Linked DNA regions of Homo sapiens: regions 1 and 2 are each linked to region 3. A link is a contact called in ENCODE Hi-C or POLR2A ChIA-PET data. All regions are on one chromosome and are shown on one strand. Each heading gives the region's core, a stretch centred on a gene start or an enhancer-like site at or near the end of the contact. The rest is flanking DNA. Distances are from core to core; before and after follow the strand shown. Region 1 holds the start of GNPNAT1 (glucosamine-phosphate N-acetyltransferase 1). Region 2 holds the start of FERMT2 (FERM domain containing kindlin 2). Region 3 holds the start of BMP4 (bone morphogenetic protein 4).

Evidence for each region. Hi-C counts contacts between places; a loop is a spot of excess contacts on that map. ChIA-PET counts read pairs that join two places held with the same protein, here RNA polymerase II (POLR2A). Pooled maps may share reads with other maps.
Region 1: a loop to region 3 is called in a map of ascending aorta, with 4 times the contacts of the local background. The contact joins the promoter of GNPNAT1 here to the promoter of BMP4 in region 3. A Hi-C loop is called at or near these places in 1 of 168 maps with a recorded cell type or tissue (ascending aorta) and 5 of 50 pooled maps. POLR2A ChIA-PET finds 5 or more read pairs at or near these places in 1 of 52 experiments (PC-9).
Region 2: a map of ascending aorta shows a loop between it and region 3 (4-fold over the local background). The contact joins the promoter of FERMT2 here to the promoter of BMP4 in region 3. A Hi-C loop is called at or near these places in 1 of 168 maps with a recorded cell type or tissue (ascending aorta), 1 of 37 single-sample maps with no recorded cell type and 7 of 50 pooled maps. POLR2A ChIA-PET finds 5 or more read pairs at or near these places in 1 of 52 experiments (BJ).

What each region holds. Positions count from the first base shown.
Region 1 is chr14:52,788,799-52,793,139 of GRCh38, forward strand. GNPNAT1 (glucosamine-phosphate N-acetyltransferase 1) reads right to left here and starts at 2,809. Exons shown (of 6, transcript NM_198066.4): 1 at 2,630-2,809. LOC105370500 (a long non-coding RNA gene) reads left to right here and starts at 2,990. Exons shown (of 3, transcript XR_943867.3): 1 at 2,990-3,528. RefSeq lists enhancers at 2,036-2,125, 2,206-2,295, 2,403-2,916, 2,917-3,431 and silencers at 2,606-2,685, 2,786-3,005.
Region 2 is chr14:52,949,173-52,953,110 of GRCh38, forward strand. FERMT2 (FERM domain containing kindlin 2) reads right to left here and starts at 1,878. Exons shown (of 15, transcript NM_006832.3): 1 at 1,749-1,878; 2 at 1,240-1,405. The coding sequence starts at 1,396. RefSeq lists a silencer at 1,647-1,856 and an enhancer at 2,577-3,155.
Region 3 is chr14:53,953,990-53,958,432 of GRCh38, forward strand. It overlaps BMP4 (bone morphogenetic protein 4), which reads right to left and starts at 2,836. Exons shown (of 4, transcript NM_001202.6): 1 at 2,561-2,836. LOC124903317 reads left to right here and starts at 193. Exons shown (of 2, transcript XM_047432035.1): 1 at 193-2,339. The coding sequence starts at 1,912. RefSeq lists promoters at 1-267, 439-1,734, 439-759, 2,662-4,443, 2,662-4,004 and silencers at 1,960-2,069, 2,719-2,798.

The DNA.
Region 1 (4,341 bases), core at 1,559-4,058, 1.2 Mb before region 3:
AATAGGGTTAATAATTTTCATGAGAGGGAAGAAGTATACAGGAAAACAACTAGGATTATGAAGCCCTTAAATAATGAATTTTAACCAGGAAATACTAATATTTTCTTGTACTTTTCTTTGATGAGACAGTCCTTTTCCACGAATGATCATAAAAATAAATAATATTGGCTAACACTTATTGAAAACTTTCTATATGTTAACTCTTAAAAATACAATGAACGATGTATCATTATTATCCCAATTTTACAGATAAGGAAGCAGGCACAGTAACTTGCTCAAGGTTAGAGTGCCAATAAGAACAGAGTGAGGATTCAAAATGAGGCAACAGGGCCAGCTTCAGAAGCCCCTGACCTGTGCCGTTACACAGGGCCCTGCACTTAAGTTTGATACCCTGCTGCCACTGTTTTGAAGTTCTTAATTTTTTAACAAGGAACCCTGCATTTTAATTTGGATTACCACAGATTACGTAGCCAGTCCTGCTAGGTAGTATGACTTCAGACTCTGCTCTTAACCATTACACTGAAGATGCACTAGAGTAGATAAATTCCCTATCTTACTGTTGTACAAGGGTTAAAAATTAAGTCATAAGCAGCACTTAGAACCTACATTTGGAAAATGGGAATCAGACTAGTCAAAATACATTAAACAAAGCATTACAGATTGAAATAAGAATCTATTAACCAGGCAATCAGAAATTAACATCAAAAATTTTTTTATGAGCTATTCTACAAAACAGAGCCATACTGAAGGCCCACTTTAGCTCACTCTGTCCTCAAACCGTAAAATTCTGCTGGTGCCCAACTAAGGTACTGGGCAAAGTGAAGCAAGATATGACTTGAAACCTGGTTCCAAGGGGGTTTAGAACATAATTAAATAAGTAATTTTATATAAATAATCTTTTAGCATCTTCAGGTGCCCAGATATTGCAAAACTAGGAAATTTCTGCGAATAAAATTGCACAGTTGTGTGAAGCGGAATCTCATCATATCATTAGGTTCTTTAAAGTTTTTAGATGAACTTTAAACACTAATCCTCCTTAAGTATTCCTCAGAACCTTTTCTGATTAACTGCTAAATTAGCAGGCGTTTAGAAGACCCGTTTAAGCCTAACCCTAGCCCAATAATGCCTAGTGAATGAATAACGAATAAGACTTACCTGTAGGTCACATTTCAGAAAATCCAGAAGGACAAAAAAAAAAAAAAAAAAAAAAATTCCCAAACTGCCACAATATCGCGGAAAGCATACACCAAATTCATTTTTACTAGTCATCACATCAGTTGAATATTTTTTCACTCAATTGAATATTTTTTAAACAAAACTTCAACTATTTGGCGTCTGAGCCTCTGTATCAGGTTGGAATACGAATGGGGAGAGAGGCTGCTGCTAGAAGCAACCAACGGAGAGCAACAAGTAATAGACACCGGAGATGAAGATTTTAAAAGTCGATCTACAAATTTTAAAAAATACAATCTAAGGCCAAATCTAAACCAGCCTATGTATTTCTCAAGAGCTCCTGGGGAACCTTCTAAGTACAGGTGAATGGGGGAGGGGCGGACTTCGGATTCCTTTATATTCATTTTATAACAATTTCGATAACAAGAATCCATTCTGAATCTATTCCGTTAAAGATTTTTAACACACCTGGCCATATTTATTAAATTGTGTAACTGCATGAATGTTCAAAAGTATTTTCTGATAGTTTGACCTTTACAATCTAGGCGTTATTCCCAGTCTACCGATGAGGAAGCTGGAGCACCTGGAACTCCCAAGACTTGCCCCTTAGGTAACACAGCAAGTAAGTGACTTGGGGCTAGAATCCTCGTTTTCGCATCTTGAGCTCGATTACCATCCTCAACAGACCCCAATCTTTACATCATCATACCATACAGCTAGCGCTCTCTCCCCTATTTAGCAAATCCTGCCTAAATTAATTTCTTAAGATCCATTCTAGGATTCGTTCATGAGGGATTATCCTAACAAAACGAATCCTATAATCGCCCGTTCAATTTTGTATGAAAATTTTAAATTAGTTTGGCTTACATAAACATCAGCTCCCGCAACAGAAATCACAGTACAGTACTCGGTATTTCTAGGGGTAGGAGCCTAGGAAAAAGAGACAAAGAATGTCCCTCTGTACCCTGGGGAAAGCGCCGACCTACTCGGTGCGGAGGTGGTCTTCGGAGCAGCTGCCTCAATGGCTCCGACCACCGTGGGATGCGCCCGGGAATGGGAGAAGAGAAGGGGCCTGGGACGTTCGTGCCCATTCAAAACCGATGGCTGCAGAGAGCGCGACCAACTGTCTCATTTCCCACGCCAAAGTCTGGGGAGCGAAGTTCCGACCCCAGTCCCAGTTCCAGCCCTGCCAGGCCAAGACCAGCGTATGGCCGGACCGCTGGCCATCATCCTTAACCTCTGCTCCAGGCGCGCGTGCGTTCAACTTCCTGGGAACCGCGCTCCACACCATGTGCACCCAGCTGGCGAGGATTAACGCCCAGCTCCTCCACACAACACCCCCGGGGGCCTGGCCGGGGCACCAGACACACCTGTTAGATAAACCTGAGGGCAGGCCCGCCCCAGCCCCCAGGACACACGGTCCTGCTCTCGCGCCCCGGCCCCGGTCCCTCCTCACCCGTAGAGGCCCTGCGGTCGGCGCTCCTAGCCAGGCGCGTCGGACTCTCCCCCACCAGTGTGCACAGCACCGGATCCGGATCCGGCTTCAGCGCCAGCCCCACCTCCTCCTCCACCGCCCGCGCCACAGTTGGGAACCGCGGCCCAGACGTGGCAGCGCCAACGCCTCCACCTCGCCTCTGCCCCCTCACGCAGGGCCGCGCGCAGGCGAGCGGAGGCGGAGGCCAAGGCGCCACCCGCCCAGGCCCGGAGAGCGAGGGGCGGGGCCCGGAGAGCGGGGGCGGGACCAGGAGGGCGAGGGGCGGGGCTCGGAGAGCGGGGGCGGGACCAGGAGGGCGAGGGGCGGGGCCTGAGGCTCGAGTCGCGGCGCCTGGGGCGGTGGCCGCCGGACCAAAGCTGGCCTCTCCCGGCTCCTCCTCCTCGCTCCCCAAGGCCTTTCCCACCGCGTCATTGTCTCGGTTTATCTGCAGATACGTCTACCTAGCAGTCAGCCCAGCAGCGTAAGTGGTGACCAGTGTGGGCCTCTTTGATCCTGAGACCGAAGGCTCGGCCACTGGCCCTCTCCATTTGTTCCTTGTTGCCCTCCCTTCATGATTCAATCCATTAATTAGGACTTTTCCTACCAGCTGGCAGTTCAGAGCTCCGCATCCCCAGGCCTCTGAGTCACAGTTCCTGCCTTCATGAAACTAGGAGTTGGGGCCACTGCATTCTACTCCTTCGGGACTATTGTTTCATTTCTCAGTCCCTCAAACCCTTTATTGGATGAACATGGGGTTAGGACAGCGGTTCTCCACTGCAACAGTTTTGCCTCCCAGGAGACATTTGGCAATGTATGAATCATTTTCAGCCTCTCATCTGGGGTGAGATGTCATTGGAATCTACAGATGGTGGAGGGCACAGGTGAGTAGAGGCCGGGAATACTGCTTCACGCCTTACAGTGCGCAGGACAGCGCCGCACAACAAAGAATTACCTGGCCTGAAATGTCTGGAGTGCTGAGGTTTAGAAACCTTTCGTTAGGAGAAGAAAAGTGACTTTTTTCAGAGCCCCATTTCTGAAGTGTCTTACCTAAGTAGCACTTTGTCCCTATTTTAACAGATGAGGAAACAGAGGTTCAGAGATGTTACATAATTTACAAAAGTCTCATAGCTAGTAGCTCCCCTTCCTTGCCTTGTACCATAATTTTCAATTTATTGAAATCGCAAAGTATTTTATTCTTAAGCAATAGTATTCAAAGAACCCCATAGATCATATACCAGAAATCATATTTTTTGCTCATTTGTGAGATTTAAATTTCAGTTAACTCCTTTACTGATTTATGCTTTCTCAGAACTTCAAACATCAGTGAGTTGATGGCATCCATATCTCTGTTTTTATCTCTGTTTTTACACCCATACATACAAAAGAATATATAGGGCATGAGCAGAATGTGGTGGTATGCATCCGTAGTCCCAGCTACTCCAGAGGCTGAGGCAGGAGGATCACTTGAGCCCACAAGGTTGAATCCAGCCTGGACAATAGAGCAAGACCCTGTCTCTAAAAAAAAAAAAAAAAAAAAAAAGAATATGTAAGGCATAAATAAAATAAACACTCATGGCTGGGCGTAGTGGCTCACACCTGTAATTCCAACATTTTGGGAGGCCTAAGCAAGTGGATCTCTTGAGCCCAGGAGTTTGAGACCAGTCTGTGCAACATGGTAAAAACCTGTCTCTACA
Region 2 (3,938 bases), core at 628-3,127, 1.0 Mb before region 3:
GCTTCACTTTGGTCCTTCAATAATAAAACTTCCTGCAGGGGTACAAAGCAGGTCCACCCAAATGAATCCTGCCTTATTTTGCAAAATGCATCAGAGTGCTATTTCAGTACCTTTACATACAATAATCCTTTGGTAAGAAATAGATTTCCTGACAAATAAGCACTTCTCTACTTTCCCAGTGTAGCTTGAAAACGAATGCTGTGTTTAAAAAAAAAAAGAAAAAAAAAAAGACGAAAAAAACCCCCAGAAAGTCCCCAACCCCCCTTCACCAAAACAAAAAACAATTCCAGCCTAAAAAGACAATGCCACACAGATAATCATCTTATCACAACTGTATTATGTACAAAAGGCTCTTTAAAGCTCAGGAAGATAGTTCTCTGAGCATTTCTCTTATGATCAAATCATCTATTTAGCTGACTCTTCCAGATGAAAATGGTTTCATTCATCACAAAAATGTGTACTGCACACTCTTCACACACTTCATACTGTAAGATACCTTATTATTTTAAATCGGATATCAATCCAATACATATTTGTACTCAAGCAAACACCGTCAACCTCAAATTAGTTTAACAAAGTCTGCTTTTTAACACAAAGTTCTTTCCTTGGCTTGTTATTAATATAAAACCGAACGCTCGAAACGGCTTACATCGAGCATGGACTATGGATACCAAGTTTGTCAAGCACTGCCCCACCCCTAGTAAGAGTGGATGACTGGAACATTTTAATGCACTCCACCACGTAGAACAGCCACAGAAACTTCACACTGGCGCCAGTAGTTGCACATTTTCCAGCACAGATTTTTCTTAAATGGATTTTGCATCATTCTCTATACCAAACGTCACTAACATTCAGGTATGCTGAAGACATAGATAACCACGGACACTGTAATATCACCCTCCCAACACACTTTCCTCATTCTTTTATCGTTCTGTCAGTAAATGTTAAGAATTAACGAGTTCCCCGGCACACATCCCCCGTCCCGCGTAACTACGCAATTAAGGTTATAATTGGGAGGCTCGAATCATTACATATGAAAATTCAGAGAATAGCAAAACAAAATAAGACGCAAAGGGGAACAGGTCTATCTGCTTAAATACTGAAAGATTTTACATCTCCAAAAAGCATTTGCGAGATGCCAAGATTTCTCAAATGGGCCCCTCCCCCGTCGTGAGCCTCTTTCCTCCCCCTACCAATTCTGGGAAGTCATTAGTTGGACGCGGCTGGGATGCTACTCACCGAGTTTCTCCACCAGCTTAAGCATCACGCCTCCAATGTGCACCTCGCCGGTCACTCTCAGGGTGACATCGCGGTTCAGGTCCGTCACATGGACACTCAGTTCCCACGTCCCGTCCGCGTAGCAGCCATCTGGCATCCTTATCCCGTCCAGAGCCATGGCTCCTTCCTGCGAGCGCGGAGGAAATGGCTCTCGTAAGCGTCACTCCCCCAAAGAAAGGCGAATCCCACCGAATTCGCAGCGCCGGCCACGGGCTGGGAGGTGGTGGAGGACCCGGGGCTTTCGGCAGAAACTCGGGAGGGCGGCGGCGGCCGGGGCTGCGGGAGGACCCTACGCCCCGCTCGCCCCGCAGCGTTCCTCGGTCCCGGCGCCGCCCGCCCCACACCGTCCCCGCCTAGCGGACCGCGGAGGGCTTCACCTGCCGGCCGGCCCCGAGACACAGCGCGGGCTGACTCCCCGTTCCCCTCCCCGCCGCGCCCCCTCGGGTCCCGGCGGGGTCCCGCTCCCTCACCGCGCGCTCCTAGCGCTCCGGGCCCGGGACTCGCGCGGCAACAGGCGAGGGGCTGGAGGCTCGCGGGGCGGCGGTGTCCGCGTCCGGTTCCTCGGCTGGCGAAGCGCTGCCTGTGGCCGGAGCGGCTAATGGAGTCCCGTCGTCGCGGCCCCTCGCCTGGCTCCCCGCGCTCCACCCTCTCCCCGCCCCCTCTGTCCGAGCCTGGCTGGGCTGGGCGCGCTGGCTCCCTCCTTCGCCGCCCGCAGAGCTGCCCTGAGCGGGTCCGGCCGGCCTCGCCTCTGCCCCCGCCCTCCCGGCGCCGCGCTCGGGGGAGGGGGCTGCGGGTCCCGGGCGGGGCGGGGCGGCGTGGGGCGGGGCGGCGCGGGGGTGGCGGGGGGCGCGGCGGGGCGGCAATCTCGGCCCCGCGGAGCGCTGCCCTTTTATGGAAATGAAGGACCCGGCTCAGGAATTGAATCCAACATCCGGGCTCTAGGCGGCGGGCCCTGAGGAGGGGGAGCGGGGGAGCGCGGGCGGCCTTTCCCGGGGCGCTGGTGGCCGGCGGGGCGTCTAGAGCTCAGGCTGGACTGGGGCCCCCGCGGCGTGTGTCCGCGCTGGCAGCAGGGAGAGGGGGCTTGTCCGTGAGAAACGGCCCCAGGAAATTCCCAGGGCAAGGTCGTTTTCGGAGAACAAAGTCCTCTCGCCCCCTCCCCACGCCTGCAGCGAGACAAAAAGCCTCAGGGAGGTGAGAGGTGCCGCACCCCGGGAGCTGGAGAGAGGAGTCTGGGACGGAGAAACTTTAAAAAGTAAATGCCCAAACCAACTCCTTGAATGTCCTACAAAAGAATAAGAAAACCCCGAGGGAGGTGAACCACAAAAATTGCTTTGCAAGCAATGTCCGGCACCATCAGCAACTCCTACTGGACTCCCAGGAGTTTGCAAGCGTTCTTAACCCCTTCGGACGCTCCAGCCAGATGCCAGTCAAACAGATGATGCTCTTGCCTGAGGGGAAAGGAAAGACACAACCTAGTGCCACAGGTTTTACTCAGAAACTGTTTCCCCAGCTTCTCCAGCTCTTTGTACTTATTTGTGTGTTTTTATATGCAAGTTAGAACTAACAGTCTATTAAAGCTGTTAGATGGAGATACATGTTCCATCCCACCCTCAGCCACACCTTGGATTTTAATACTTCTGGAACGGTGCCTGCAGGTACCAGGAAGAGCTAAACAACTTCACCTGTTGAAGACTGGCTAGTGATGGGGAACGGTCCTCCTGCTTCCCGCTTTTGTTTCCACTTCCCCCATTAACTGTTGTACTCTGTTGAGGGAACTCCTTTCAGAAACAGCAAACCAGAGAAACTGCCTCGCTAGCAAATTCATGGGCTCAGAAAATAAACGTCAAGAAGGCTCAGATTAAAATACCTTTTAAAGATAAAAGACTCCAGTTCGCAGTCTCATAATCTTGTCGAATTGTCTCAAACGCTTGGAAAAGGAACTCGCTAGGCAGATAACCTTTTGTTCATTAACATTACTGGGAAACAAGATGAGAGGCCTCAAGAAAGGGGTGGAACTCAGAAAGGAGTGAAAGCAGCAAAATTTAGTCAGATGCCAAAGGCTTGGCAGAAAAAAAAATAGGGAAAACCACTACAGTGTTTTTAGCTAGTTATCATGGAGAAATTGATGCCTTCAGTCTCTTATCTGTCTACTCTCCAATATTTCTACTCGTGGACGTTCCAAATAGTTCACTTGAAAGCAATATGAATGTCCGGAGATGAGGGAGTTTATGTAAATTATGGGGTTGAAAATATACAGGAAAATGTTTTTAATAAATTAAGGAATTGCTTGTTAGGGCACAAAACTGCAGAACTGGATATGCAGCTATAAAATTAAGAGCTTATTTACGTTAAATGTTCAGAGAAAAAGACTGTAAGGAAATACAGCAAAATGTTAAGAAGCTCTCTGGGTCTTGAGATCACGGAAGTTTTTTCTTTCTTTTATTCTTTATTTTCTGCCAACTCAAAAACTTTACACCACCACCTAGAATTGCATCCAGCATTTCAGTTTCTCTGTACATGCCATGACATTCACGATGATAGACACTGGATACAGCAGCTACTGACTGAACGATGGACAGGATTTTCAGAGGTTTCCTTTGGTGTTTTTTAAATAGTTCTAAAGAAAACTTGAGTTCTTTAAGAGCAGAGATTTCAAATTA
Region 3 (4,443 bases), core at 1,586-4,085:
CAAGGCCAAATATTGCTCCCAATGACAGCCAGTCACCCCTTGGCGAACGCCTGCTAAGGCTCCGAAGAGCCGGGCCACCGATCTAGCTCCCGGCTGAAAGCAGCCGACCTTGTCACGCGCGGGGCCGGGAATGGGAGGGAGGGTGTTAGAGGGTGATCGCTGTGGGAAAGTGAGAGGGAGCGGCTGTTAGTCATTGCTCCGGGTCCATTACCGAGAATCCCCAAACCTAGTCCGCCGCTGCGTGGCCCCTCTCCCCATGCAAAGCAGACCCCCGAAGAAGCCATGCCAGGCTGAGGGACAGACGCCGGGGCTCGAAGCTCCGGGCAGATTCAGAAAGAGGCGTCGCTGCAGAAAGGACGCATCACAGTTTTCAGATCTTAATGTGGCCGAGGTTTTACAACTCCCGACCCGGCGCAGAAAGGAAATCCCACCATGTTCCCCGGAGTCGAGAAAACGGTGAACAGCTTTCGGCCTGCGCTCGACCTCTGCGTCTGCGTCTCTCTCGCCTCGGCTTCCCTTATTTTTTAAACCACCACCACACTCCTTCCCCCGCCACTTCCTTCCCCCACCCCCTTCCTCCGTTGCACCAGCAGCAGAGTCGCACGCAGCAAATACTCCTTCAAGAATTTTACCTACCTACAGTTCAAGCAGTTACTGGGATGTCCTGACTAATCGAAGATGCTGCCGCGCGCGTGGGTCGCTCTGCGCAAGGGCCTCTTCGAAAACCCGACTAGGCGCAACTCAGCGTTCAGCAGGGCCGGGAGCGCCAGGTCGTCCCCGGGGCCCGGGCCCCATGACTCCTGCCCCAAAGCCCACTCCACCCGACCTCCCTTTCCTGAGGCTGTTCCCAGTTGCTGCTTTGGGTCGCTCCGGAGCTCAAGAACTCGGGTTGCCTGCCGCCCCACTCTCCACGCACATACTTGGTTTTCTTCTTAGGGGCATTGGCAGGTAGACTTTGAGGAAGAAAAGTAAAGGATCGAACAGCTCAGCCCTCCCTCCCGACCGTGGATGCCCGGAGTCGACCAACACCTCAGGTCCGGGTGCGGAGGCCGCGGGCGCCCCTGCGCGACCGTCCGCGCCCGGCAAGAGCCGCGCGGCTTTCGCCTTTGCTGGTCCCGCGCCACCGCTGGGGCGGGCTGCGAAAGGGTTGGGAAGAGCAAAGGGTTTTTTTGTTTTGTTTTGAGACGCAGAAGCCCTTTAAAAAGCCCGGCGAGGAGAGGTCCAGAAGTAGAGAAAGCAGACGGAGGCAAGCTGTGCCCGCGGGGCAAAGGGACAGTAGAAGGGGCGGGCGCCCGGGTTCCCCGGAAAACCCTCGGCCCCAAGGAATCTCCTGGGGCGGGAGAGCGCGGTTCTAAAACCGAGAGGATAGGAAGGGGAAGGGGGAGTTGTGTTTCAATTTCGGATTCACCAGGATTCATCTCTAGTCACATTTTTCTTCTCAAATTTTTAAATCGAAAAGATAAAAGCCAAAAGAACTTTCATCCCCAGAGCTTTTTATTGGGGGAAAGGAATGTAACTCGGGGTGGTTGTCCTTCACTTCCCTACTCGAATCTTCTCCTAATGCCGAAATGTGTTTACAGGTAGCCTCAGTTTACCAAGTATGTATCTTTTGGGGGTTTAACCTCTCACAAAGCCTTCAACTCACAAACCGCGATCCTTGGAAACCATCCTCCAAAGCAGTGCTTGGAGGCCTCTAAGGCCCCCGGACCAACTCCCGCTGGAAGAAGCCTGCAGGGACTCGGGAATCACGGGAACCTTTCCCGTCGGTTCCGGGCCTGGAGGGCCAGGAAGAGCCGCGCGTCCGCCTTTCGTCCCGCCAGGAACTCCCCATAGGACACGACACCGCAGGAACAAGCGTCCTGGGAGCCCCTGGGATCTTGGCTGTCGTCTCTAGGGACCCTACACCGTGAAATGATAGAGGCGAGGTTCCTTGGGTTCCGCAAGTCGACGAAAATAGCTCGTGGAGAAGGCGCGTCCTGCAACTGCAGTTCGCAAGCTCTCAGGGCGCCCCGCCAGCTGGGGGCCAGATTGGGTGACACTCCCCTCGACGCAGCCTCCGGAGCGGCGCGCACTCTCCAGAGGCCAGCAGGACTGCGCTCTCTACCGCAGAACCTGCTCCAGCTAGGTGTTCTCTCCCCATCTCGCCGTCGCTCTGCCCCCTCACTCTCTCTGGACCTCAGAGCCGGTTCTCTCCTTCCTCCTCCCGCGCTTTCCGTCCGGGGATCGCAACCTCCAGCCCGTGGGCAACGCGTTCAGCCCAAGACCCCACAGTTTTTCCCAACGACCCCCCTACCAAGGGCTTCTCTTGTTTCTGCTCTCCTGCCCCGCACTTCCCAAAGGTGAGAATCTCCCAGGGACTGCTGGACAGAGAAGGCCTGGGCAGGGGCAGTAGCCGATATTTAAAGGTCTTTCAGCGCCAGCATCCCCACCTCCAGCACCACTATTGGAAAATAATTAGGCCACCTTTTGCCTCGGTCACAGCCTGTGACCAGCTTCTTCCCCCCAAGGAGGCTCCTAGACCCCCTCTGCCTGTCTCCCCTCACCAGGTAGCCTTGCTCACCATAGGTCCCTGCAGTAGCGGGCTCGCCAGCAGCAGCTCCTGGGGACCTCTGAACGGTTGCAGTGAACCTGGGCGAGGGCCGGGGACTGTGGCGCTGCAGGCTCGAGATAGCTTGGACGGGAATCCCATCGGGGAGACAAGCTAGATACTCAGCCGGAGCAGCAGCGGCGTCTCAGGCTCGCGTCCCTCAGCTCGGATGCCACACTCACCTAGCTTCCGGGCCGGGCTCCGCGCTCCTTCCCTCCCTCCCTCCTCCTCTGCCTTCTCGCATCTTCCTTCCTCCTCTTTCCCTCCCTCGCTTTCTTTCTTTCCTTCCTCCTCCTCTTCCCCGGCGGCCCCTCCCTCCTTCCCTCCTCCCTCGCTCGCCTCCCTTTCTGGGGATGGGAGCCCCGCCCACATCCTCCCCTCCAGCCGCCCGACCTCGCCTAGCAGGCCCGGGTCCCGGAAGCCCAGGCAGCGCCCGAGTCCGCAGCTGCCGTCGGAGCTGGGACGCCGCTGCCTCCAGCTCTGGGAAGCGGCTGGGGCTCACCTGGGGACCACGTGCGGAGGTACTAGAAAGCATGCACCGACTAGTCGCCGTACCTTCCAAAAATACCCATGGGAGTCTGGGCTTCCCTGAGTTTAGTGTAACTGCTGCCCAAACTGATGATTAAAACACTGAGTAATCACCATTTACCCTGAGTAATTAGAGATAATGAAACACCTCTAAAATCAGGTTATGGAGAAAGGAGCTGTTGGATCGGTTTAAAAGGTGGCCTTCCATAAACTGTTAAAAGATTTCCAAACGTTGAGAAACAGGCTGTGTGCAGAACTGTGTGCCAGAGAGAGATACCTCTTGGGCTGTTAAAAGGTGAATTTCCTTCCAAAACATTCTTAAAGTGCGTTTTGTAGAACACCTTGGTGATGACCCTGAGGTAGACCCCAGTAAATGAGCTCACTTCCCTCCTCCCCCCAAGGCCTAAAGACAGAGGTGGCCTGCAGACAGGCTGGGGCCACGTTTTTTACAGTTAGAAAAATCTGTTTCTAGCTCAGAAGCCGTCTTAAGAACCGACACAGCAGTTATTTTTGTTGGTGTTATGGTTGTTGTTGATTTTTTTGTTCATTTTTGGTGTACCTAAGAGTCCTGACACTCTGTCTTTCCAAGGAGATAACCACAGAAGCAGTAACCTTTTAGGCCACAGGGAGACAAGAAAAGATGCCCCTTGGTCTGTTTTTAAAGGAAGAGGGGAGATGAGGAATTGGCCCTTTCATATAAAAACATTTTAGTAATCATATTAGCAGGGAGGTGGAATGTGGTGGCTTTTAAACCTTCCCAAACAGGAACTAATTTCACACACTGCCTCTGATGGAGCTGTGAGGGAGCTATCAGCCTCATCTCTCTGTTTTACAAACAAGGAAAGGCAGGACTACCAGGTTAAAGGGACTTGCCCAGATCTCTGAAGTAAATCACAGCCTCTGCTCCAGAGCTAATGCTTCAGGGAGGGGTTGAGGCTCATAGCCTGAGCTCCAGGTAGCCAGAGGAGTGCTGGAAGACTGAGCATTTCCTGTCCTGGATTTCTTTCCCTGGGACAGACATGACACTTTACTGTCTCTGCAAAGCATTTAGGTCTTTACTTAAACAGATATTGGCCCTGGGTGGCTCATCTATAAAAACTTTACGTTTATACACCTTCGATATTTAAAAAACAAGAACTACTTCCTGTGTGGAACACAGATTACAAAGGGTGGGAAATATCTGAGATCAGAGAAGCAACTGTCAGAGCAAGGCCAAGACATCCTGCCATCTTTTCCATCTATTAGGCCTAGGTCTTTTGGCCTAATGCACCAAACAACAGAAACAAGCTGTATGGCTTTGGGCAAGTCTTTTCATTCCTATGAGTCTC